Linked DNA regions of Mus musculus: regions 1 and 2 are each linked to region 3. The links are chromatin loops, found by intact Hi-C in ENCODE. Cell type or tissue: left cerebral cortex. All regions are shown on one strand.

Region 1 (8,000 bases), 230 kb after region 3:
GGTTTCTCTATAGCCCTGGCTGTCCTGGAACTCACTCTGTAGACCAGGCTGGCCTCAAACTCAGAAATCTGCCTGCCTCTGCCTCCCAAGTTGCCACACCCACTCCACTGGAGTGGGTGTGGCAAGCCCAAAGGCTTGGACACAGTCCTGAGGCAAAAAGTTTCACAGAAACTTTTCTCCTGGAACCTTGGCATCCCGTAGCATGAATGCTCCTTGCAATAGTCGGCGTTATATTATAGGTAGTGCTACTCATTCAGATGTAACGCCTCCAGTGTTGAGAGGCAGTGAAAGAAGTCAGACATTGCAGTTTACTAGGTAAGAGCTAGAAATCTCAGGGCCAGTTCAACAAAGTAAACTTAGAGAATAACAGCCGAGTCACTTCCATGTGCAGGAATTTACAATGGCCTAGGAAGAAGGAAGGTTGTGGTCTAAGAAGGAACTAGAGTAAATACTTAGAACAACAGCTGAGTCACTCCCATACACAGGAATCTACAGTGGCCCAGGGGAAAGGTGGATTATACAATAGACTAGAATTGGAACTATGGCAAGGGCATAAAACCCTTGCCTCTGGCTTCTAAGAATAAACTGACCTTAGGTGGGGCTGCTTTTGACCCCAGTTGTAAACACTGAATTATATCCCAGTTATAAACACTGCCTGGTTCCTCTTAGCTTTTATGTATGCATTTCTCTGTTTTGTGCAGTCTTTTTTTTTTTTTTTTTTTTTTTTTTCTGAGACCGGATTTCTCTGTGTAGCCCTGGTTGTCCTGGAACTCACTCTAGTAGACCAGTAGACCAGCCCAGCTGCATTGGGTAACCTCAGTGTACCTTTGATGACCTTAATGTATCGCCTAACTTCCTTGTTTTCTTCTGTAATATAAGTCTGGTGCTCACTTTGAGAAATTACATTTAGATACAGCACTCTCTGTCAGTGTCTGTCACTTTTCGCCGACTCCTAGCTCACCTGAATACTGGGACCTTGATTCTCCTGAGGGTTGAGGGGCTGACTGAATCCAATCATCCCCCCCCCCCCCGGCACCAAGTGCTGGGAAAAGGCATGTGCTACCACCACACAGCAAAGGAAAACTTTTAACTGAGGCTGGCTTACACGTTCAGAGGTTTAGGTCATTATTGTCATGACAGCATCATGGCAGCATGTAGGCTGACTTAATACTGGCAAAGGACCTGAGAGTTCTGCATCTTGATACTTAGGCAACAGGTCTTGCCGTAACTGTGAGCCACTGAGCCTGGCTTGAGCATTTGAAACCTCAAGGCCCACTTCCTAAGTGACATACTTCCTCCAACAAAGCCAAACCTGATAGTGCCACGCCCTGTGGACTTGTCATTTTTATTCAAACCACCACAGTCCAGAACTCTCTGGGTAGTCAAGGATGACCTTGAATATACCAGCTTGAGGGCTGGGAGACACATAAGCACAATACTCCCACTTTGTGTGACACTGGGACTTGAACACAGAGTTTTGTGGATGCTAGGCTAGCATTCTACCACCTGGGTTATGTCCCCATCTTATCATAGGGTGCTTTCTTTCTTTTTTTTTTTTCTTGGTTTTTTGAGACAGGGTTTCTCTGTATAGCCCTGGCTGTCCTGGAACTCACTTTGTAGACCAGGCTGGCCTCGAACTCAGAAATCCGCCTGCCTCTGCTTCCCGAGTGCTGGGATTAAAGGCGTGCGCCACTACGCCCGGCCCTACATAACTGTGTTTTTAAAGATATCAAAATTCTTACTACAGATCCAGTGTGAGTAAAAGTTGGAAATCTGGGGCTTCTGGGTCAGGACCCCTTATCCTTTGAGCCTTCCATGCTGGTCTTGAAGTTCTAATATTTCTGCCTCTAACTATCTAATACTTGTGCTGTTGCACTTGGTTTATGAGTGTTGGGGATTGGCTCCAGGGCTTCTTGCATGCTATGCATACACTTTACCTGGATTTTCAGCAATTCCTTTGGCTGGAATTTTGAAAAGGCCACATCTTAGGTAGAGCCGGGATGAGGATGGAGGTGGACAGGTTTGAATGTTATCTGAGAGGTGGGTGGCAGAGGATTAGGTTTGGTTTCCAGTCCGGTTAGCTAGGCAGATACGGAGATGTTATTCTTACCATCCCATGCTCCACTCCATCCAGGGCTCCTGGCATAGGTCTGTTAGACACACAGATTCGTCTGAACTGTTTCTGTGCCTTTAGCAGGAGATTCCAGGCCAATGTCAGTCTTCTCACACTCTTGTAGCTATGGCAACCACACACTCTCCATTCTCAAGCTTCAGTTGCTTAGTCCCTCCCTCTGCACAGGTTCCCCACGCGTTATATTTGATATTCCCAGACTGGAAGATGAGGCTGCACAGGTCATAGCCACCTCCAAGAGTCTAAGACCATGTGAGTTAGACAGTGAAGTGAGAGGTGCAGACCTGGCTCCAGGTTCTCCTTCTGTCCCTGTGTCCTCCTCTCTGGGTGTTTTCCCCGTTAGTGACAGGAGTAGAGGTGGTCCAACAGGAAAGAGGGCTGTCAAAACTTTGCTAACTGCAGGCCGGCCAGCCTGCTAGGGGCTGTCTTGTGAAAATGAGATAAAGCCTTTAAAATGGAGCTCCAGAGCCACACAGGAGCCAGATTGTAGTGGATGCTGTGGCTGCCTGGAATGTGAACTGCCTGAGCCTACATTCAGGTGCAACTGCATCGTTCCAGATGCATGCATAGCTGGAGGACTTGGAGCCCCTGTGTTAGGGACACTTGCCTTTCCTGTCCACATTCTTTCTTGTTTGTCTTCTAAGTCAGGTAGCTCCTCTCTTGTCAGCGTGCAGGCTTCCTTCTCTACAGTAGTGCCCTGCCTTCCCTGGACACTACTGTAGATCTCTCCCTGCAGCGGTAGCTCCTAAGACCTTTTTCGGAGTGTGTCTGTGTGGGGTGGTGGTGGTGGTACAGCGTAGCCTCCTTATGGCCCTGTAGAAGAGAGGCAAGTATGTTCAATTTGAGCTGTGGTTTGCAGCGGCAGGAAGCCCCCCGCCTTGCGGTAGGCTGGGGAGGCCGCAGGAGCTCCGGACTTCCGGACCTCGTGGACATCCACCAGTGGCACCAAGAGGTTTCCCAACAGTCCTGGGCAGGCACGGGCCAGCACAGGCAAATTGTAACTGTTAGCTTGGCTACACAGCCTAGAATAACAGGAGAGGCACCTAAGCACGTTCTCACCCATCTTTAATTCTAGAGTGCTCCAGTCTGCAGTTACCGAACACCAGTAGCGGTCAAATAGGAAGCGAGAACCACAGACGGCCCCTTTAAGGCGCTCCGCCTCCTCTAGTTTTTCTGACCCTCGTCGCCGCCCGTTGTCCCGCCCCTCGCGCACGCGCAATCCCTCCCGCCTCCCGCGCCGCTGCCGCCTAGTCCAGCAGATCGTCTGCTCTCGCGCGTAGGGCTAGCCGACGCGACGCCAGAGCGCCCGGCCCCGCCGCCGCGGCCCCGGCAGGTAAGCGAGAAACCCGGTCCCGCGGGCGCGAGGCGAGCGGCGGCCACGAGGGCCCTCGGGCTCCGGGCTCCACAGCGCCGCACGTGTTCCGAGGGCCTCGGGCCGGGCCGGACGCCGCATTTGCGGCCGCGCCCCGACCCCGCCGCCCCTTGTGGCCGCCACGGCCCGCTACTTCCACTGCGGCCCCTGCTACGCCCCTAGACCCTTAGTCCTGCGAGCTTCTCGAGACTCACACCTCAGACTGGCGTCACTGGGAGTGGAATTCTCTGTCTCATCGGGGACACCCAGCCAGCGTCGCGCAGGTTTCCTTGGCCACTTGGCGCCTCTCGTGCTGCGGGCACAACCCTCATTTGTGTCCTAGCGCAAGTTTCTACCTGACTAGGGCTGACCGGTCAAGGGTTTCTGAACATTGTCCGGGACAGCCGGGCAGTTGAGCGCACAGTGGTGTGAAGCCAAGGCTACTAGTACCTAGGTATCTAGGAGCCCAGAGAGGATGGGTTGGAGTTCTTTGTTGGGTTACCTACTGCACTCACCTGAGTGACTGAACCATTCTGTCTTCCCATACTTGTGTACTAGGGTGGAAACCAGGAGTCTACATTTGACTGGAGGGAGACTGATGGCTGCTGCCCTTCCATAGTCAGGCTCACTCTAGTGTAAAGCCCCGGCTGCGGCTGCCGGTTACCTACCTCCTTTGTGGGCAGTGGAGGCCAGCTCCAAACCACCTGCTGAGGATCCTGCTTAACCCAGCTTCCTCCCAGACCTGCCCTCCCCAAGTCCTGCTTTCCTGAGTGCTCTGTCTTGGACTCTACCCTGTGGAATTGGAAAGTGGTGGTCTCCTTTGAGCCGGTTTCAGGTTGATGCTAGCCTCACATTTAACTGCTTTGAATTCCTGAGCCTCCTGAATGCTGTGAGGCAGATTGGCTAATGTTGATATTCTTTCTTTCTTTCTTTCTTTCTTTCTTTCTTTCTTCCCCGTTTTTGTTTTTGTTTTTTGGTTGGTTGTTTGGGGCCCACATCCTTAGAGCTCTTCATCCTTAGAGCTGGAATTAAAGTGGGTGGTGCTACAACTAGTGTCTTCAGATGTTAATATTTGTCTTCCTGAAAGACCCAGCTTATTAACGATGTGATGGGCAGGGCTGGGTGGTGGTGTGCTTGTTGGCAAGGTCATCCACCTGCTGTTAGGTGAATCTCTTTATATGCTAAAAGAAGCTTAGTTCCTAGAGACTTCCCACACTGGAGATAGATCTGCCCTACACTGTTGGCCTTTCATTTCACTGGAGTAGGGAGATGAGATGCTGGTTGAAAGAGACTTTCTAGCCCTTTTCATTACTTAAGTCTCAGCTCCTGTTGCTACCTGTATGGTCCACAAAAGTGGTTGCTATGGGAACTCATGGCCATAGTTGCATTAAGAATAAGCACCAGGTCAGGCCTGGTAGTTGATTTATGCCTGTTACACCAACCATACCAAGCTTGAGACTGGTTTTTTAATACCAGTGCATAGCAAGACCCTGTCTCCAAAAAGCTAAAAGCACCAAGCAGCTGGTATTTCCTGGGCACAAGAGCTTTGTTTGTGGAGAGGCCCCTGGGACCTACCCTAGTCTGATCCTTGCACCTGGGCTTGAGCTACAGCGGATTTGACCTTGATGGAGATGGCTGCAGGTAAAACAGCTTGGCTGCACCTGTGTGGTGCATGGTGTTCCTGTTCTTTCCTCTAGGATTGAAGACTTTGAGGCATTGTTCTCTTTTGGTGTCCTTTCATCTTAGTCTTATGTGGGGGTCCATGTGAGGTTTCAGGTTTAACCTCAAAGCCAGACTTTACATTATGATTGCTCCTTACATTGATGGCTGAGGAATGTCTCAGTAGCTCTCCGTTAGAGGAGTACTAGCTCATTTCCCAGTCAGGTGGTGTGCTTTTCTGGATGCGTGCAGGTGATGGGCCCTCCTGTAAACTGCAGTAAACTGTTGCAGTTGCATACATGTTCAGGCTGAGTCTGTCCAGCTGACTGGAATAACTACTTTCCCTCAGACCTGCAGCTTATCTGCTGTTGTTTGTGCTGCTCCCCCAGAGGTTTCTTTCACATGGGGGCAGTGACTACTCTGTTTTATTCTTGGAGCGCTTTCGGTAGTACTTTGTGCACTGAGTCCCTGTGCTCTGTAAGCTCTAGGTATTGTTAAAGGCATGTTGCAGTTTATGAGGTCACAGGGAGCCACTGAGGAGGTGAGGCCACTGTGTTTCGTCAAATTATTTGGGTGTATTTTAGAATTTGGGTAAGTTCACAGACTTGTGCACAGAAAGTCTACCTCCTGTTACTTGGCCTGTTGTTTCTGTTAGAAAGCCTTTTAAATACTGTGTCAAGGGCTCTTTGAAGCAAACTCACATCCCTGTATACACCTGTCTGCTACAGTGGGAAGCCTAGGCCATCACACAGAGTGTCTGAAGCGTCAGCCCTGGGATAGGGTGACAGTTATCCCCAGCTTGGGACAGTTGATTTGTTGGAGGGTTCAATGTGGTGGTCGTGTTTCTCCTTTTTATTCTTTTATTTATTTATTTATTTATTTATTTATTATATGTAAGTACACCGTAGCTGTCTTCAGACGCACCAGAAGAGGGTATCAGATCTCATTACGGGTGGTTGTGAGCCACCATATGGTTGCTGGGATTTGAACTTCGGACCTTTGGAAGAGCAGTCAGGTGCTCTTACCCACTGAGCCATCTCACCAGCCCCCCTTTTTATTCTTTTTCTTGGGAATCTTTCTATTTTTATGTTTTAAAGATTTATTTTACATTTATAAGTACAGTATAGTTGTCTTCAGATACCAGGAGAGAACATCAGATCACATTACAGATGCGGTTGCTGGGAATTGAACTCAGGACCTCTGGTAGAACAGTCAGTGCTCTTATCCACTGAGCCATCTCTCCAGCCCCAGAATCATTGTTTGTTTGTTTGTTTATTTATTTATTTTGTTTTTGTTTTTTTTTTTCGAGACAGTGTTTCTCTGTGTAGCTCTGACTGTCCTGGAACTCACTATGTAGATCAGGCTGGCCTGGAACTCAGAAGTCTGCCTGCCTCTGCCTCCCAAGTGCTGGGATTAAAGGCGTGCGCCACCACATCAGGGCAAATTTTATTTAACTTTTGTTTTCCCTCTCTGCATGTAAGTCTGTGTGCCATGTGCATGCAGTCCCTACAGAGGCCAGAAGAGGATGCCAGATCCTCTGAGCTGGACTCACAGATAGTTGTAAGCTCACAAGTGGGAATCAAACTTAGGTCTTCTGGAACTGCATTTGGCGAGCTTAGCTACTGAACTATTTCTCCAACAACCTTTGTTAAAGAGAGGATTTGTTTATAGGCCCCTTACTATAGAGTTCAGCTGACAGCCTCTTCCATTGTGACTCCCCCTTCACGGTGTCCTGCCCTGTGGGCTTCAGAGCCATGGCCACAGAGGAGAAGAAGCCAGAGACAGAGGCTGCAAGAGCACAGCCCACTCCTTCCTCATCAGCCACACAGAGCAAGGTATGTCCCACAGGCTGGAGAGATTCTCAGGGACATTATTTTATTAATCTAGGCTTCTCTGCCCAGTGAGGTATGCTGCCAGTATTTCTGAGCACACAACAGTGGTCACACAGAGCAGTCAGGTGCCACACCAGGGAGTCCCAGACCTAAGATGGAGGTGAGGGTATTTATCAAAAAGTACAGTTTGTTTTGAGGCAGGGTTTCCCCTATAGTCCCTGGCTGGTGAGGAACTCGACATGTAGACTAGGCTAGTATTGAACTCATAGAGACTCAACTGCCTCTGCCTCCCTCTCCCTTCCTGGGATTAAAGACATGCACCACCATACCAAAAAAAATTACAAATTCTTGGTGTGCTAAGGTACTTCAGGGAAAGTCGGGGCTTTCAAGAGAGGTGCTAGGCTCACACTGGCAGTTTAAAGGGGGACATCAGATAAGGTTATAGTAAGTTCTTGTGTATGAGTTTGGAACCAGCTAGTGCTTGATTACACTTTGGGAATCAAGTGGGTTGATTGGGTGGTGGTAGTTGCCTCTGGCTAATCTGTACTGTTTCCTCCAGCCCACACCAGTTAAGCCAAACTATGCCCTGAAGTTCACCCTGGCTGGCCACACCAAAGCTGTGTCCTCTGTGAAGTTCAGCCCCAATGGGGAATGGTTGGCAAGTTCATGTGAGTATCCTTCAGTCCTTTGGAGAGGCGTCTGAACTTTGTTGGAGGAAGGAGGATGAGGAGGCTGGACTGTGTTAGTTGTTACTGGTCTCTGGGTTGGTTAGCATTCAGCATGTTTGTATGGAACTGAAGTAATTGCCTGTTCACATGCTATTGCCCCTCTGCAGTGAAGGGTGTACTTCTGTGTGTCCATACTTAGTTCATTGAGTGACTCAGGCCTCCTTCCTTTGGGTGACTGTACAGCCACAGCCTTCTCTGACTTCAGCTCCCTTTCATTCCTTTCAGCTGCTGATAAACTCATTAAAATTTGGGGAGCATATGATGGAAAGTTTGAGAAAACTATATCTGGTCACAAACTG
Region 2 (8,000 bases), 250 kb after region 3:
TTAAGGAAGCCACCCGGATTGGCAAGAAACACATGTGGGGCAGAGGCATGGGGCCAGGCTGGGTTGACAGGCCTGGTGCACCTCCTATCTGAAGATGTCGGCTCAGGGGAGTGCACACTACCGAGTCTTGATAGCCACTGTGATATTTCTTGCCAATTCTGTCTCTGCCTGGGGAAGTTCCTGGTCTGTTCTGTGCTCAGAGGCAACAAATTTTTAATTTTTTTATTACAAGAGTGAGTTCAGCTCCTCATGGGTTGTTTTTCTCTGTGGTTGTTGTTTTGGTATTGTATTGCCCAGTGCACACTGGAACAGGACCTACAGCCCTACTCCCATTCCCTGCCTCCTGCCCTGGCCTGCTTGTTCAATTTTCCTGCCTGTAATAGTACCCAGCGTGCTTCCATGAGTTTCTGGAAACACAGAAAGGTTGTAAGTTGTATCCGTGTCAAGTCCCTTTGTTCTTTTGGAGTTCATAGGTCAACACTGACCTCTCAGTGGTTGAAATGTCTCCTTGTCTCACTGGTATCACTCAGTAAGCTACACACACTGTAATAAAAGGTGGGTATGGACTGGGTGTGGCCCTGAGTTCTGACCAGGCTCTTTGACACCTGGCTTTATAAAGCCCTCCTCCCTTCCTGGCAGGAGTTGGAAAGGTCTCTGGGAGGATGGATCCTTGTTGTGCCTCTTCTTCCCAGTGGCTGCTGTGGGTGCTGAGTGTTGGAGAGGAAGAACCTCAGATGAGAAAGAGTGGAAGGAAGTCTTGGAAAGGCACCATGTAGTGAGGTTCTGGACCTCTTTATTCTGTGAGAGGCTCAGGGTCACCTGTGCAGGAGGGAGGAGTTCAATATGGTGCTTGCCCCAGCAGGTACAGCTTCCTGCCTTGGCCTCTAAACCCACCAAACCTCTCTTATGTCCTTGGCCCCCGCCCCAGGTCACCGCCTCAGGTGACCAGGACTGGAAAGAGGTAGTGGCCAAGCTCAGGACTACACAGCATTTTCACAACTGCTGCTGGCTGAACCCAGGGTGACCTACTGTGGAGCAGACTGCAGAGGTTCTGGGAGTACAGATGGGTGGCGGAGGCTGCTGGGCACAGACATGGGTGGAAAGGAGATTCTGGGTTTGCTCTGGTTGCAGCAGCAACCATCTGTGAGGCCAACACTGATGTGTATTGAAGCCACATCACCCAGGGCAGTAGCTGCTCTACTCTGCCTTTGCCAAGGCTTGTCCCCAGCTGTGGTCCTGACAGCCCTTTCTCCCTCCATCGTGCATAATAAGAATCCAAAGGTATTGGAAAAGAAACCCCATACATTGTCACTTCCTTGAGGGAGATGGTGTGTAAATGGGCTATCACATCGAAGAAGCCATTGTTAAAGAGGGTGGCTTGTCACACTGACATGGGCTCTGGGGCCCCTGGCGTCTGTTGGATAGATGAACCTGGGTTCTGGTCAATGTTGTGGGCATGTTGCTGGGGTTTCTGGAGGGTAGTAAGGTCCTTCCAGCTGTGGCCTGGTGTGCGGCCTCCTCCTGAGGGAGGGAGCTTGCTTGCCATGTCGAGCACAGTATCCCCGAGTATAGTTTATTTTTTCTACAGTTGAACTCTGTTGTAGATTTATGTAAAAATACATTCTCTTTTTAAAAATAAAGATTTTCATGCCTTGTAATTTTGTTCCATATAAGTTTGTTTTTTCCAGGAATTCATTCTGTGTGCATTCATTGGGTGTGTGGAGATCAGAGGATTACCTGTCATTCCCTCCCACTTGGTTGGCACTCAATAAGGATTTCTTTAGCAGAACAGGCAGTGGAGGAGCACACCTTTAGTTCCAGCACTCAGGAGGGTCTAAGTTCAAGCAAAGCCTGTCTGCGGAGCTAGTGCTAGGATTACACAAACCAAGGCTCAAATAACAACCAAAGGGAGAAAAAAAATTTTTTTTAAAGATTTATTTATTCATTATATGTAAGTACACTGTAGCTGTCTTCAGACACTCCAGAAGAGGGCGTCAGATCTCATTACGGGTGGTTGTGAGCCACCATGTGGTTGCTGGGATTTGAACTCAGGACCTCTTGAAGAGCAGTCAGTGCTCTCAAGTGCTAAGCCATCTGCTCAGCACAACCCCTCCCCAAAAAATTTGCTTTTCTTTTAGGTAATGTGCATATGTGTGATGGTTCATGTGTGTAGAGTGATGCCAGATAACTTTCTTGATAGCTCCCCACCTCAGTAGTTCTCTTACTTGAACCCAAAGCTTTCCAATTTGGCTAGTCTAGCCGGGCAGCATAACTGGGAGCCTTGTGGATGCTGGGAAGGCGGGCAGGCTGCTGTGCCTGCCCTGCATTTACACCAGTGCTAGGGATGCATGCTGATTCTCAGGTCTATGTGGCAAGTGTATTATCCACTCAGCTGTCTTCCCTGCTCCCAAGTCTGCATAATTTACTTTTGATGGGTTTAATGTAAATCTCTGAAGTACGGTGTCATGGATCCTGTGTCAGTAGCTTTAGTATAAGTGGCTTTGGAACTGGGCACAAGCAGCTGTTCATGCAACATTGGCCTAATGGAATGGCTTTATATGGATTTCTGCTGGGTGCCCTGTGTTCTTGGTGTACACAGGCTGTGACCTTTTCTGGGCAGACATGAACTAAAGTCTAGTTACTAAGACTAGAGAACTTAAGGTCTAACCCAGGTAACAAATCCAACTTGATCAGTGAGTGTCCTAAACCAGCCAGCCCAGCCTGAGTGACAGCCCTGGAGCTCCCCAAGCCAGTGGGAGGCACAGTGGGAGTCTCTGCTTAGCATTTTTAAAGATGTGCCCCATGTTGGTGGCACACATTTAATCCCAGGTATGGGACCCATGGATCTCTTGTCAGTTCAGGGCCAGCCTGGTCTACAGAGCTAGTTCCAGAATGGCCCAGAAATATTTGCTTTATGTATACGAGTGCTTTGTGTTTATATCCCATGTGTGTGTCTGGTGGCTATGGAGGCCAGAAGAGTGGGTCTGATCCTTGTGATGGTTGTGAGTGGACCTGAGTTCTGGAAGAGCAGCTAGTGCTCTTGAACCTTGAGCCAGCCTCTCCCTAGCAATTGGGGAGGAGCCTTATAAGTCCTGTAGCTTTCAGTTTATTGGGACTAAGTTTCTTTTTGGAGTTCATGAGCCTCCCTCCACCTTCCAAGAGAAGTGTGTTGCTCCATGGCCCAATGCCTTAAAGGTTTCCACCTTCCTTTTTGGCTAAGGACTTGGTTCTAGCCGTGTGGGCCTGAGTATGACTGCCTGTCAGTGGGTTCCTGAGGAGGGGTGCAGCCCTGACACCTTTGCGAGTGGGTCTGTTTATCCCCAGGGTGTATCAGCTTTGAAACTCCTTGGTGTTTTTTTGGGATTGTTTTAAAATGACCTCAATTTTGCATATTTTAGAGTAAGGCACACAGAGATGACATTTCACAACTAACATCTTGAGAAATGCTTTGAAGTATATTCCTTAAACACAAGCAAGGGACAGGTATGGCTCTAATCTCACTGAGGCAGGATTTATTTATTTAATGTAGATGGTTGTGAGCTATCATGTGGTTGTTGGGAATTTGAATTCAGAGGATTTCTGCTCATTCTGGTTGGCCCCCACTCCAGTCCTGTGCACTGTAGATGTCTTCTGACGCACCAGAAGAAGGCTTCTGAGCCACCATGTGGTTGCTGGGAATTGAACTCAGGACCTCTGGAAGAGCAGTCAGTGCTCTTAACTGTAGAGCCATCTCTCCACCCCAGGACTTTTTTTTTTAAGATGTATTTGGTATATAAGTATTGAGAGTTCAAGACCAGCTGAGACCCAGTCTGATAAACAACATTCTCTTCTCTGTTTCTCTTTGTCTCTCTTTCTTTAAATTTAAATGCATATGAGTGTGTGTGTGTATTATATTTGTTTTGTTTTTCAAGACAGGATTTCTCTGTGTAGCTCTAGCTGTCCTGGAACTCACTCTGTAGACCAGGCTGTCCTCGAACTCAGAAATCCTCTGCCTCCCAAGTGCTGGGATTAAAGGCGTGCATTACCACTGCTAGCCCAAGGCAACTCTTCTTATACATATACATATACATATATATATACTGTAGCTGTCTTCAGACACACCAGAAGAGGGCATCTCATTACAGATGGTTATAAGCCACCACGTGGTTGCTGGGAATTGAACTCAGGACCTTTGGAAGAGCAGTCAGTGCTCTTAACTGCTGAGCCATCTCTCCAGTCAACTCTTATAAAGGGAAACTCTTATAAGGCAACTCTTATAAAGGGAAACATTTCACTGAGGCTGGCTTACAGTTCAGAGATTCAATCCATTATCATCATGGTGAGAAACCACTGCCCAGCGAGTGTATATATTTGTTTACATGTGTTTCTGTGCACATGCACACAAATGTGCATACACCTCAACTGTGATCACAGTATACACATACCTGTATCCACTGCTTGGATTTCTGATACTAAAGACAGATTTGGTGCCACAGTCAATAAAGAAAGCTGTACCACCTGCTCTAGGAGAGCCCTTATGAACTCCCCACCGTCTGGAGTAGTGCTCAGGGTCATTTGTTGTTTGAGTATTAAGTGCCTTATGTCTGTCAGGAACACCCCAATATCCGAAGTTGATGAGCAAATAGCTCTTAGTAGGTGGCAAGTTGAGCTACTGCACATGGCAGTCCTCCAAGCTTCAGAATGAAATTGCCTGTTTGAAGTAGACTTACATCTGTCCCAAATATGCTGGGTAAGAGAGTTGGGGATGGTGATTAGAATAAAAATCTCGAGCAAGAAATCTGTATAAGATTGCATCCTTCGGGGGGAGGGTATGGGGGACTTTTGGGATAGCATTGGAAATGTCATTGAGGAAAATACGTAATAAATAAAAACAAAAAAACCAAACAAAAAAAAGATTACATCCTTCAGCTTCCAAATTTACACACAAAAAAAACAGTGGTTAGATGCCACGAAGTAGGTGGCAATGCCTTAACCGTATGTGTGTTGTTAGGCCCAAGGGCCTCTTCCATCCTTGTCAAGGGGAGTGCTAACCTTCTCTCCTTTCATACAACACAGAAGTACATTCCTCCCGCGGCGTATTTAAAGCTCCCAATATCGGACCTTTTTAGATAATGGTGAATTTTGTTTAGTAGTCACAAAAGCTTGTTACTGAAAAGTATCATATTTTATTTGGTGGTTTGATAATTTCAGCGCGGTTATTTAGAAGTAAAAACGGTTTATTTATTTCAAACCCGACACGCTTTAATTAATTCATAAAACTAGCCAATCACAGGCCTAAGGGAACACCGGAAGTTGTGAACGTTCTTGGGCAAAGCAGATTCCCCGGAAACAAAACAGGGTAGGCGCACGTCCAACCGGGACACGCTTGCGGACGGCGGGAAGTGGAAGTGGGCGGGCACGAATCAGAGGACGAGCGCCTGTTAATCCTTCCTAGATTTCCGGGCGACGGGTTGTAAACGCTGAAAGTGCGGGGGAGGCTGTGTACGGAGTCTGCGCATACTCCTCGGCTCCCGCCACCGTGTCTCCGCATGCGCAGCGAAGGCTGGCTACACGTCAGCTGTCGCTCAGGATTCGAGGAAGGGAAGGACTGTTCTACACGACGGCGGTTGTCCCTGCTTTTGTATCCACGTCCGGGGATCTTCGGTTAAGTCCATTTTATTGAAGAAGCCATCGATCTAGAACAACCTGGTAGTATCAGTCCCCTTCGTAAAACCACGGTGTGTTAAGAATGCACACGTATCTAAAGAGGGACAGGCATACTCACACCTGTACAAGTGTCATGCACATTTTTTCAAACGCATGGCCTAGTGCACACGAGCACATATATGCATACAAACAGTGAAGGAGCTGTATGTATCGGCTGTGTTTACTTTGTAATTTTCGGGCTGCTTGTGTTTTACAGCAGTCCGTAGTTAGCTGGGCATGTGTTTCATACCTGTACCTGGGAAGTGCAGGCAGTCAGGAAAATTGAGTACTAAGCCAGCCCAGTCTAGGTGAAGGAGACGTGTCCTGGAAACAAACAGGACTTAATTTGTTAAGGCAGGTTCATGGCCAGGTACTGAAGGAGTCAAAGGGTTATTCAGCTAGATACCGTGGACGGAGTGGGCGTGCATATCACATCTGGAACGCTGGCATTATTATTATTTAGGGCTATGTAGAACTGTACATAGCCCTGGTTGTTCAGGAGGGTGCTGTGTAGACCATAGCAACTTGAACTCAGATATCTGACCGTCTCTGCCTTCCCAGTGCTGAATTAAAGGCCTGCAGTACCACATGCCATAGGCTAGCATTATTGAGTCAGGTTTTTCTACTGGGAAGTTTTAGGACAAGCTTGTTGGCCGTAGTTGGGAATCTGCTCACAGATGGAAAGACAGAGCAGATTACTCTGCACATTGTCTGCATGAGAGAGCAAGGGCCAGGGTCTGGGTCAGCTTTCTGGGGGTGGGAGCTGGACCTGAGGCTGGGAGCAACATTTTGGGTGATCTTGGTGTTGCCCGGAGCTGGGAGAATGAACTGGCAGCTTTGGTTTGGCACCAGCACAGCTACATCCTCTTCATGGGCTTGAAAGTTCATTGCAAATAGTGGGAGGAGGGGGCAGCCGGTCCCATAGGAACACCAGAGCAGGCCTCTTCAGCTTTAAAAATAAAACAAAGCCATGTTGTCCCCTGACAGCTTTTCAGAGTCACTTCTATCATGCGAGTCCCTGGGCTCAAACTCAGGCCATCACATCAGTCACTGCATGTCTTTACCCACTGAATCCTCTCTGTGGTCCTCTGTGGTTCCTACTGTCATGGCCCGGCTTTGCATTTGGTACAGGTGGAGGTCCACCGCCACATTTAGAGACAAAGCGTGTCTCAGGGTAAGGAAAGGCAGCTAGAGGGGTGTCTTAGGGTCGGGACCATGCTGGGAGAGCCTACTAGGCCACAGTTCTTTCTTGGACAACCTGCAGAACCTGTGGGTAACAGGGAAGCTCTTTGTTGTTCGTTAGTAGAACATGCTTTGCTGGTGCCTCTGGGCCTTGAGCTGTGATAAACACACCTTCTGTTCCCTTGTCTATCATACCAGCACCTGCTCACAGGAAGGCCCATGGTGCTATGTCTGGTCAGCATAGGGCTTCTCTCACTGAGGTCCTTGTCATGAACCATGCCAGGCCAAATCTTCACTGATACCTCAGGGTTTAAGGATCAATGAGAACTTGCCGAGGCCAGCAGGCTGGGCTGGGCTACAGGTAGAACGGCTTGGTTCCGTGTGCCTAGACTCTGGAGCACGAAGAGAAAGGAGCAGAACCACCACTTCTGGACTGGTGGTTGTCCTTAAATGCTCCCAAGGACGTCACGAACTGCACACAGAGAAAGTTCTAGAAGCCAAAATTGTTCGGGTCACTTCACTAACCAGTTGCTAGATAGAACACACACAGCTAAACTGGAATGTCAGATAAAACGATGAATTTTTTTTTAAAGTATTATGTCCCAAATATTTCATAAGACATATTTCACTAAAACTAACCTGTTTACTGAGAGTCACATTTAATGGAATGTCCATTAAATATTTTTTTAAATACTACTTTTAAAAATGATATGCTTATGAGAATTTTGCCTGTGTATGTTTGTGTATGATGTCCATGCAGAGGCCAGAAGAGGGTGTCTGATTCCTTGGAACTGGAGTTAGAGTGCTTGTGGCTGCCATTAAACTGTTATTGAACCAGTCTTTTACTGAACAACAAGTCTTCTTAATTGCTAAGCCATATATATATTTTTAAAAAAATCTTTATATACTATATAGATATGAAGGATGCTAGCTGGGTATATACAGCAAGCATGGGTGTGTTCATTTGTCTGAATTTGCATGTAGGTGTGACGTGACTTGCCCTCGAAGATGGACGGTACCCTGGAACTACCAACTGAAATAAATCCTTCCTTCCTCCGTTGCTTTTGGTCGAGGCGTTTTATCACAGTAACAGACATGAAATTGGGACACCACCTAAGTCCAGCTTGTGCAGG
Region 3 (8,000 bases):
AAGCCAGCCCCCAGCAAAAGAGACAGAGCAAGAATGGAGCTGTTACAACAGACAATGAAGAACTAGTCAGGTCCACTGAGACTAAAAAGTCAAGGCTGGGAACGAGGCTCTTACTGGTACCCTAAGCATGACCTCCCTTCTGCTTCTAGGAAGCTAGAGTCTTAAGGATGCCTATGACCCACCATGGGAACTACCAGCCAGTCATAATGACAAAGGGAGGCCAGCAGGGGACACCTGATGTGCTGGCCCTGGGGTTAGGACCCTGCACCTGGCCCCTCTCCAGACCCAGACCCACCTTCTTGATGTCCTTGTTGTGCATCGGGTCATCGGTCATCTTGTGGAAGAGCAGCTCAATGACCTCCTTCAGCTCATAGCTGTAGCCCTTCCTCTTGCACACGATGACCACCTTGTCAAATAGGAACAGGTACCTGGCCACATAGGGCACCCAGTGTCAGGACAGCCATGCTCTGTGTGAAGAGCCTATATCCCTGCCTGACTCCTGTCCCTGAGACCACAGCCAGTGTGTTAAACCAAGAGGGCCAAGGCTTGTACAGGCTGCCCTCTCTCCAAGGTGAGACCCTCCTTTCTGTCAGGTCCACATGGCACAATGACTCTCGGTCAGGAAGCCACTGCTCCCATAAAGTCGTCCTGAATGCCACCTTCATGCAGAAGATCCTCGGCCCTCTGTCTTTATCTCCCTTGGAGCACTATTCAAAGGCCACTACCAATTCTCTCCTCTGTGCCCCCAGAACCCAAGTCTGTTGTGACGTTTCCTAGACGGCTGACTTGTCCTGACTCCGCCCACACCTGCCTATCTACTCCCACTGGGCAAGGAGCTCCCCAGAGGCCAGACCTCTCTGTGTCCCAGCTTCGACTCCCAGGCCAGCTCACAGCCCACCACAGGCAGGGCAGTGCCCTTTTGTGGCTATTGCTGTGTGACAGACACAGAGGAATTGTGGAGAGAGGAAAGGAAGTGATTTAAACAGCTGCATGGCGCCTGCCTTGCTGTCCTTCTTCCCACAGGAGGGTCTGTCTCAGGCCTCCTAGGAGTGGGGTCCCCAGGCTAAAGGGGGATGGGGTGCCGAACATCACCCCACTCACCTGTCTTGCTTGGTGTGGTTGACTATGGACCGGACTTTAAGCTCCCCGTCAATCTTTGGCCTCCCAAATTCCTCCAGCTTCACTTGCTGGAAAGGCAAGGACTGTTAGTCCAAGGGTGGACAACCTCTGCATTGCTAGACAGGGAGAAAAGTAGGCATGCCCAGGGCAGGACAGAAAGACCCAGGTGTGATCTAGGAAAATGTGCCTACGGTGACTGGGTAGCCCATGAATGAGCCAAGCCTGTCCCCTCTCAGGGGGCCACAATGGGGACTCCCTTGAGCCCTGGGAACAAAGGGCAATTGATGGTCTGGTCATGCTCACAGGCGGCCCTTGTGTGGAACCCGGAGCTGTAGGAAAAGCCAGAGGTCCAGCCCTAAGAGAGCAAATAAAGCAAGCAAGCAGCACCACTGGACTGAGCGGCAACCACAGGCGGGGTCCAGCCGGGTTCATCCTCCACAGAAAGCAATCTATGCCCAGCCCCGCCACCACTGGCCATCAAGTCTCCATTTCCGCTTCTGCTTGGACTGTGCCTCTCTGTTCTGTTTAATACAGAGAGATCTGCCTTTCCACTGTCCTCTGTATCCTCTTCAAGGGACAAGTCTATTCAGGAGAAGGCAGAGGTCGGGTTCCAGGGGAAGTGGCTATGCCTGTGGGTGGTCACATGGGCCTGGAGGCCTGGTCCCTGTACTCTGTGAAAACTCCTAGGTCTGACTTCAGTATGACAGAGGCTGGCCTTGGCCTGACACAGAGCATGATTCACATCTGCTCGGGGACTCTGCTATGCCCCTTTGTCCCCATCACACAGGACATATAAATCCAGGTGCCTTCTCCTAGAGACAGCACCAAGACTGCATGCAGCTTGGCTGTCATATACCAGAAACACCGAGATCCATGGATCACCGTTCTTTGTGAGATAGGGCCTGGAGTATCCCACACTGGCCTGGATGCTGTGTGGCCAAAGACAACGCTGATCCTCCTGCCTCCGCCTTCCTCCTCCCCTGCCCCCGATGCTGGATTACAGTTAGTGCCCCTGAGTCCAGTTTACTCAGGGCCCTGTGCATGAAAGGCAAGCACTCTGCCAACTAAACCACACTCACATCCCATTCCTTGTCATTTAAAGAGCAAACATGACTCACAACACCAAAGCAAACTCCCCTGTGTTCAAAAGCAGTGTGTTAACTGTGCAGTGATCAGAAAGCAGGGATGACTGGCAAATGGTCTGAACCCCACAAATGTTCATGCTTCAGGTCACACTCATGACACATAAGAATGGGCTGGAGAGATGGCCCAGCGGTTAAGAGGCTCTGAGTTTGATTCCCAGCAACCACATGGTGGCTCACAACCATCTGTCCCGGGTCTGACGCCCTCTTCTGGCGTGCAAGCACACATGTAGACAGAGCACTCATCAGACACTGCTTGGCAGTTCTCCTTGCCCTCTGATGAGCCAGCCAGCTCTGTAGAGGGTTCCTCTGGAGATGAAGATGGGTATGCCAGCCTAGATATCGGGCTTCCAGGTTTCTACTTCGCCAAGCTCTCCAGGAAAATCTCCAAGAAGAGGGGATGTTTGAGCGGGGAAAAAAATCAATGGTTCAATATCAAAATGACTCTGGGAATCAGACGGCATTTGGAGGAGCAGTCATCACTTGGGGTTGAGGGCGCTATTAGCATCCGATGGGTGGGGGCAAGGGCGTGCTTAAGGTCTCCTATTGCAGAACACCCCAACACAGAGAGACCTAGACCCAACATGGGGCCAAGCAGGGCTGAGTCCAGGAACAGCTCATCTCTTCTCCCCGGAGTATGCCTGAGAGAGGGCCAACCCTGACTGACAGCCCCCAGTCTGATTCCTAGACAAGGGGCAAGCTGAGGGCCAGCTCTCAGGTTGAGATGACCGTGGCCCCACCCCCAAGCCGAACCCTGCCCACTGCCCACCCTGAGGACAGGGAAACAGGAGGGCCACAGAGCAGACGAAGCGTCCTGCCTCTGGTCGCCACAGCCTGGGGTTCAGGCTGGGAAGGGAGAAAGAGAGCCAGGCTGTCAATAGGACATCCATCTCCTGAGCCCTACACGTGGATGACCTCATCCGCACAGTAGGTAGAACTGGATGAAGGCTGATACTGCCCGACCTCCCTCCTACTCCCGGCAGGCTTCGCAGGCAGCCACGGCTTACCAGGTTTTCTATGGAGCACTGGAACTCGCTAATCTTCTTCAAGGTCTCCTTGTCCCGCTTCACTTCATTGATGTACATGGCCAAGTCCTGGAAATCAAGACAGGATCAGGGCACTGAGTCACACACGGGGTGACCTCCCAGCCCCTTCCTAGCCCAGCTGGTCATTCCACACTCTTCCTCCATCTTGCCTGGGGCCACTCCAACTCTGGGCTATGGGAGTAAAAACCACCACACACAGGGAACCAGGAAGGAATAAGGTGAAGAACACAACATTTGAACCCAGAGTACACACTATGCTGAAGAGGGTGCTGGGAACCCCCAAATCCAGGTTCCCCTCACTCAGAAGGCCTTCTGTGTCAGAATGGAGATGCAGCCCAGCATGGATAAGCCACAGTGGGTCACACACAGCCACTGTTTAGACCTTTCTGCTCTCACGAAGCCCCTGTCCCACCTTCCCTGAAGAGCCTGGGTATTCTGTAAGTGGCTGGGGGAGATGGAGTGGGGGGAAGGTATGAGCCCTACATAGTACTGCAATCCTCTAGTCAGTCACCAGGGGGCAGTGCTCACTTTGCTTCAGAAAGTTTGAAATGGTCTGGAAGCAATGCCCAGGGGCGGCTGGGACAGAACAGCAGGGATCCTACCCAGAAAGCAGAGCAGAGAGGAAATCCCCGGCACACAAAAGCCAGACCCACATCCTGGAGCCAGTTCCTACCTCCCTTATGGCCTCTCTTGCTTCTGGGATCACTTCAAGGGCCAGCCTACAAACCTTGCTACTGGCAGCTCCCTACCAGAAGCCACAGTTTATAAAGGGTGGGTTTTGTTCTAAATCAACAGCAGCGACAGATCTGAGCGTGTGTGGCCCTGTGCACCCTGGCAGGAGTCACAGAAGTGCACGTCTGGGAAGGAGATTCCCACAGAGACAGTAGAGCTCCGGAGGCAAAGCAGCCAGCTAACAGAGTTGCATGGAGTGTGTACTGCAACCCTGAGGAAAGCTTAGCTCCAGGGCAGTGACAGCCCAGACACTGGCTGGATGAATGGTTTTCTGCTTTGCATTGGGGACATTAAAGGCTTTTAGATTCCCTGCTGTATTAGTTTTCACTGAGGGCACTTCAGTTAGAGAACTGCATTGATCACACGGTCTTGTGTGGCCATGTCTGAGAGATTGTCCTGACTGACGATGGAGGAGAGAGGGAACTGCCCACTGGAGGTGGCGCCAATCCTAGGCTATAGAAGAGAGCTAGCTAAGCGCTCCAGAAAGTGAGACAGTAAGCAGCCTTCTTCCATGGTTTCTGCCTTGAATTCTTTCCCTGATTTCCCTTCATGACAGACTGTGACCTGGGAATATAATCTAAAATAAAACTTTTCCTCCCCTAAGTTGCTTTTGATCGTGGTTGTTCATCACAGTAACAGAAAGCAAACCAGGCCGCCTTCTAAACTTTGCAGTTTGAAGAGCCTCCCGTGAAAAGAAGAACACAGAGTCACAAACCCTCTTTGGAATGTCAGGAGCTATATAACCTCAGGGTACTTTGCCACAAAGGGACCCGAAGCCACACACTGGCCAGGCTTGGGTTCAGGGTACACCTGCAGTATGAGTCACATGCTCCAGGAATGGCTGACACTGAATTGTGTCTGCAGTGGGAAGATGTGGTGGTCCCTCTGCTGCGGTGACCTCAGTTCCCCAGGGGCGCCAGCCAGAGGTCCCCATGTCAGCCATGGCACCCACATTTAAGTCCATTCAAAACTGATGCAAACTTTTCCAGCTGCATGAAGTCTGCTCTCAGAGAGCAGGTAGCTTTGAGAGCCAGCGTCCTCCCCCTGATCCTGTGTGGGAGTTAGACTGCAGCACCTTCCTCTTCAAACAAGGTGTGTCTTGGGAAAAGAAGGGGACCATGGACCAGAGGACTCAGGGGTCAGGGGTCAGAAGTCAAGGCTGGAACTCACTGCTTCTATAACACTGCAATGCCAAAGGGACCTAGCCTGTGTCAGGCATTTCACCTTGTCTAAGACAGGTGTCTATGAGAGGCACAGGTATGACTGTGGGGTAGCCTGACAGTCCCTTGGCTAAGGAGTCTGGAAGGTGACTTTCTTGGACTGTGTCAAGTTCATGGCAAAGACAAGATGAGTGGGATGCAGGCAGATTAAGTGAGGAAGAGGACATGTCCTGAGCACACCTTGGGGTGGGAAAGAATAGAGCATGCCCAGGAATCTGAGCATGGCCAGGCTTCCCCGGAATCTGAGGCGTTCCTGTTACACACATCTTCAATGACCCTGGCCTGATTCAGAGAACAGCAGAAGCCACAAAGGTTTCTGAGCAGAACACAGACGAGCTTCTGAGGGCAGTGGACGGCCATACATGAGGCATAGAATGGCTGGGCAGGGGCCTTCAAAGCCAGCACGTGAAAAGGGACCTTCCAGTGAGTGACAGGGCATGGGCATGGGACAGACCTTCATCAGCAGATGCCCAGGAGGAAAAGAGGTACCCCAGGATAGAGCTGGCACCCAAAAACCATTGATGACCCCAGTGGACACTTGAAAATACAGTGTGGGGACAGGGCAACTGCAGGCAAGTGAAGTTGGGGACTTTGGACACATGGTGCAAGCAGCCTAGCCTGCTGCTCCTTCCACCATCATGTAAGTCTAAGCCCAACCGCAGTGTCCTGTCAGTGTTACCAAGGAGCTCAGTCTGGATCCAGGAGTGTGTGCACACTGGTCTGGGGACTCCCCGCTCTGCCTCTCTTACTTACCTGCATGGCTTCCAGGGCTTCTTTGAGCTGTTGTCTTTCTGGTCGGTCTGCAGAATGGCTCAGGAGCTCCTAGGGGAGTGAGAGGGAAGCTAGGGTGAGCCCTCAAGGTCTCAGGACAAAGCCACCCACCAGCTCAAGTGCAAGTCCATCTGTCCAACTCCAACACACATGGGATCCCTTACATAGTAGACAACTGTGCAAGGCCTCAGTGATGAAGCAGTCAAGCATAGCAGCTCTCCTCTCCTCTTCCTGGTCCGTGGGTGCTGTCCTGTCTCTTCCCACTTTCCTAATGGTCTTAACTTATTCATAATTTTCCTTCCAGATGCCAGGATACCCCTTCATGGTATGTACTGAACATGGGCTCATTCATCAGTGTGTGCCACCCTGCCTGTGGGTCCAAGCCCATGCCATCAGAGCCCAGTGTGACAGAGGGCATGATGAGCAGGCTGCTAGCCTCACCTTGAGCAGCAGGTGGTACTTCAGCACCCGTTGCATGGGCACCACCAGCAGGTCTTGCAGCTTGAACTTGCCATCCTGAACCCTGAGTGTGCACTCCTGGAGAGAGAGAAGCGAGTGGATAAAGGGTATTACTCTTCTGGGAGAACTCATGCCCCACTGCCAGCCACACAGAGAAAGAGACCTCAGAGCTGGATCCTCGGTCTTCTAGATTATGCATGAAGTTGGTGTCACCACCCCTCACATCCCAGAACATGATGGGACCCTGGGATCTGAGGCACCACATTGCACAACAGTGCCTGAGGGGGCTGGGCCTTGCAGAACATGGCCCATGGATCTGCCATGTGCTCCCTGAGAGGCCAAGTGGGGAGGGGGCTCATACAAGGCTGTGAGGATAGCTAGGATCCCCTGCGGTTCAGGGACAGTAGAAACAAGCATTACATGCTACCAGCACTTAAGCTGGAGCGCTGAGACAGAGCTTTCCTAACCACACAGGAAAGGGCACTCACTCCTGGACCCAGAGGTGAGGAAGAGCCAGGAAGGCGCTCAAGCACAAGCTGACAGAGGTAGGCAAACCTAGGCAAGGGAAGGAGGCCCAGTGTATCATGAAAGTCACCTAGGCCTGCTAAGGTCTGATAGGACCTCAGCAGAGTTTAAGGTCAAGTGTCACTTACTGTGATGGATTTGTCCAGGCCTCCACAGCCCCTAAGTCTTAGGCTGTGTTGGGACAAGTATTCTGGCAATCGCCCAACAAAATAGGGGAATAGCCACAAAACCAAAGACCGGTATTGAGGGAAGTTGGTTTGTCCCTTAGGTCTCAGCTAGCCAGCTGCACCAAGTCAGGGTACCAGGATGCTTTGTTACCTCCACTTTCTGCCTGAAGTCCTCTCGGCTGGCGAGGAGCTGGTTCAGTGTACTCTGAGCGTGTTCCATGTGGCTACAGTACTCTCCATAGATCAGGAGCCTAAGGAGGGACAGCAACGTGTACACAGAGCCAACCAAGTAAGACATTTACAGTTGCTATGAGCTGTGCTACAGTGCACAGGCAATGTGGACATGCATGCACCCATGCATCTCTAAGATGCATGCAGCTACTGTCCTGACTCCTTCTCAGGCAAGCTGGAGAGCCTCAGGGTCACTGCCCAAATGGCTCCCCTCCCCCAGCCCCCTTTCTGCTTTCCTACCTGTTACATGACCGTGTTGGGAGGAGGGCTCCCGAAACATCAGCAAAGGAGGGTTACCAAGTTCCCCCAGCCAAGAAGGCACCTCCTACAGGCTACCTCAAGTCGCCATCCATGGCTCTACCTCTGTTCAGGAGAGGAATGCCTGAGAGAAGGTCCTGCCTAAGGGGCTCTCTGCTTGCCTCCAAAGACCTAGCATGGGGACTATTCATGGCTCAGGCTCATCCTAGGGCCACACAAATTGGGGGTAGTCTCTGGTGCTTCTTCAGGGGTGTCAGTGGCCACATCCAGAGATATGCAAGGCCCGTGCCCAGCCAGAAGCAACAGGGTTCCAACTGCCCTAGCCAGCCC

What was found. A loop is a pair of places that touch in the nucleus more often than their neighbours do. Peaks named below come from ENCODE experiments on the same cell type or tissue, not always from the same donor. Only the 100,000 strongest peaks of a DNase experiment are listed, where the experiment ranks them.
Region 1: it touches region 3 in a loop (3.0-fold over the local background); 13 of 42 quality-filtered maps call a loop at or near these places.
Region 2: it touches region 3 in a loop (3-fold over the local background); 5 of 42 quality-filtered maps call a loop at or near these places.

Annotation. Positions count from the first base shown.
Region 1 is chr2:27,511,817-27,519,816 of GRCm38, forward strand. Wdr5 (WD repeat domain 5) reads left to right here and starts at 3,331. Exons shown (of 14, transcript NM_080848.2): 1 at 3,331-3,464; 2 at 6,813-6,976; 3 at 7,533-7,641; 4 at 7,927-8,000. The coding sequence starts at 6,896. In left cerebral cortex, CTCF peaks have their summits at 3,028, 3,668 and 6,651 (motif pointing right); DNase peaks (open chromatin) are centred at 2,285, 3,084 and 3,299; H3K4me3 peaks cover 2,181 bases; H3K27ac peaks cover 1,651 bases.
Region 2 is chr2:27,534,878-27,542,877 of GRCm38, forward strand. Wdr5 (WD repeat domain 5) reads left to right here. Exons shown (of 14, transcript NM_080848.2): 14 at 1-1,658. It overlaps Gm25541 (a small nuclear RNA gene), which reads right to left and starts at 5,053; the gene lies at 4,928-5,053. Gm13421 (predicted gene 13421) reads left to right here and starts at 5,549. Exons shown (of 2, transcript NR_166127.1): 1 at 5,549-5,688; 2 at 7,852-8,000. In left cerebral cortex, no CTCF peak of the experiment used is centred here; DNase peaks (open chromatin) are centred at 4,159, 4,718, 5,039 and 5,406; H3K4me3 peaks cover 1,833 bases; H3K27ac peaks cover 2,029 bases.
Region 3 is chr2:27,285,338-27,293,337 of GRCm38, forward strand. It overlaps Vav2 (vav 2 oncogene), which reads right to left. Exons shown (of 28, transcript NM_009500.2): 9 at 7,333-7,432; 10 at 6,472-6,567; 11 at 6,013-6,081; 12 at 3,269-3,355; 13 at 1,102-1,187; 14 at 296-428. Among named protein-coding and RNA genes, the nearest start is that of Sardh, 42 kb to the left of the region's middle. In left cerebral cortex, a CTCF peak has its summit at 3,820 (motif pointing right); DNase peaks (open chromatin) are centred at 1,464, 2,201 and 3,851.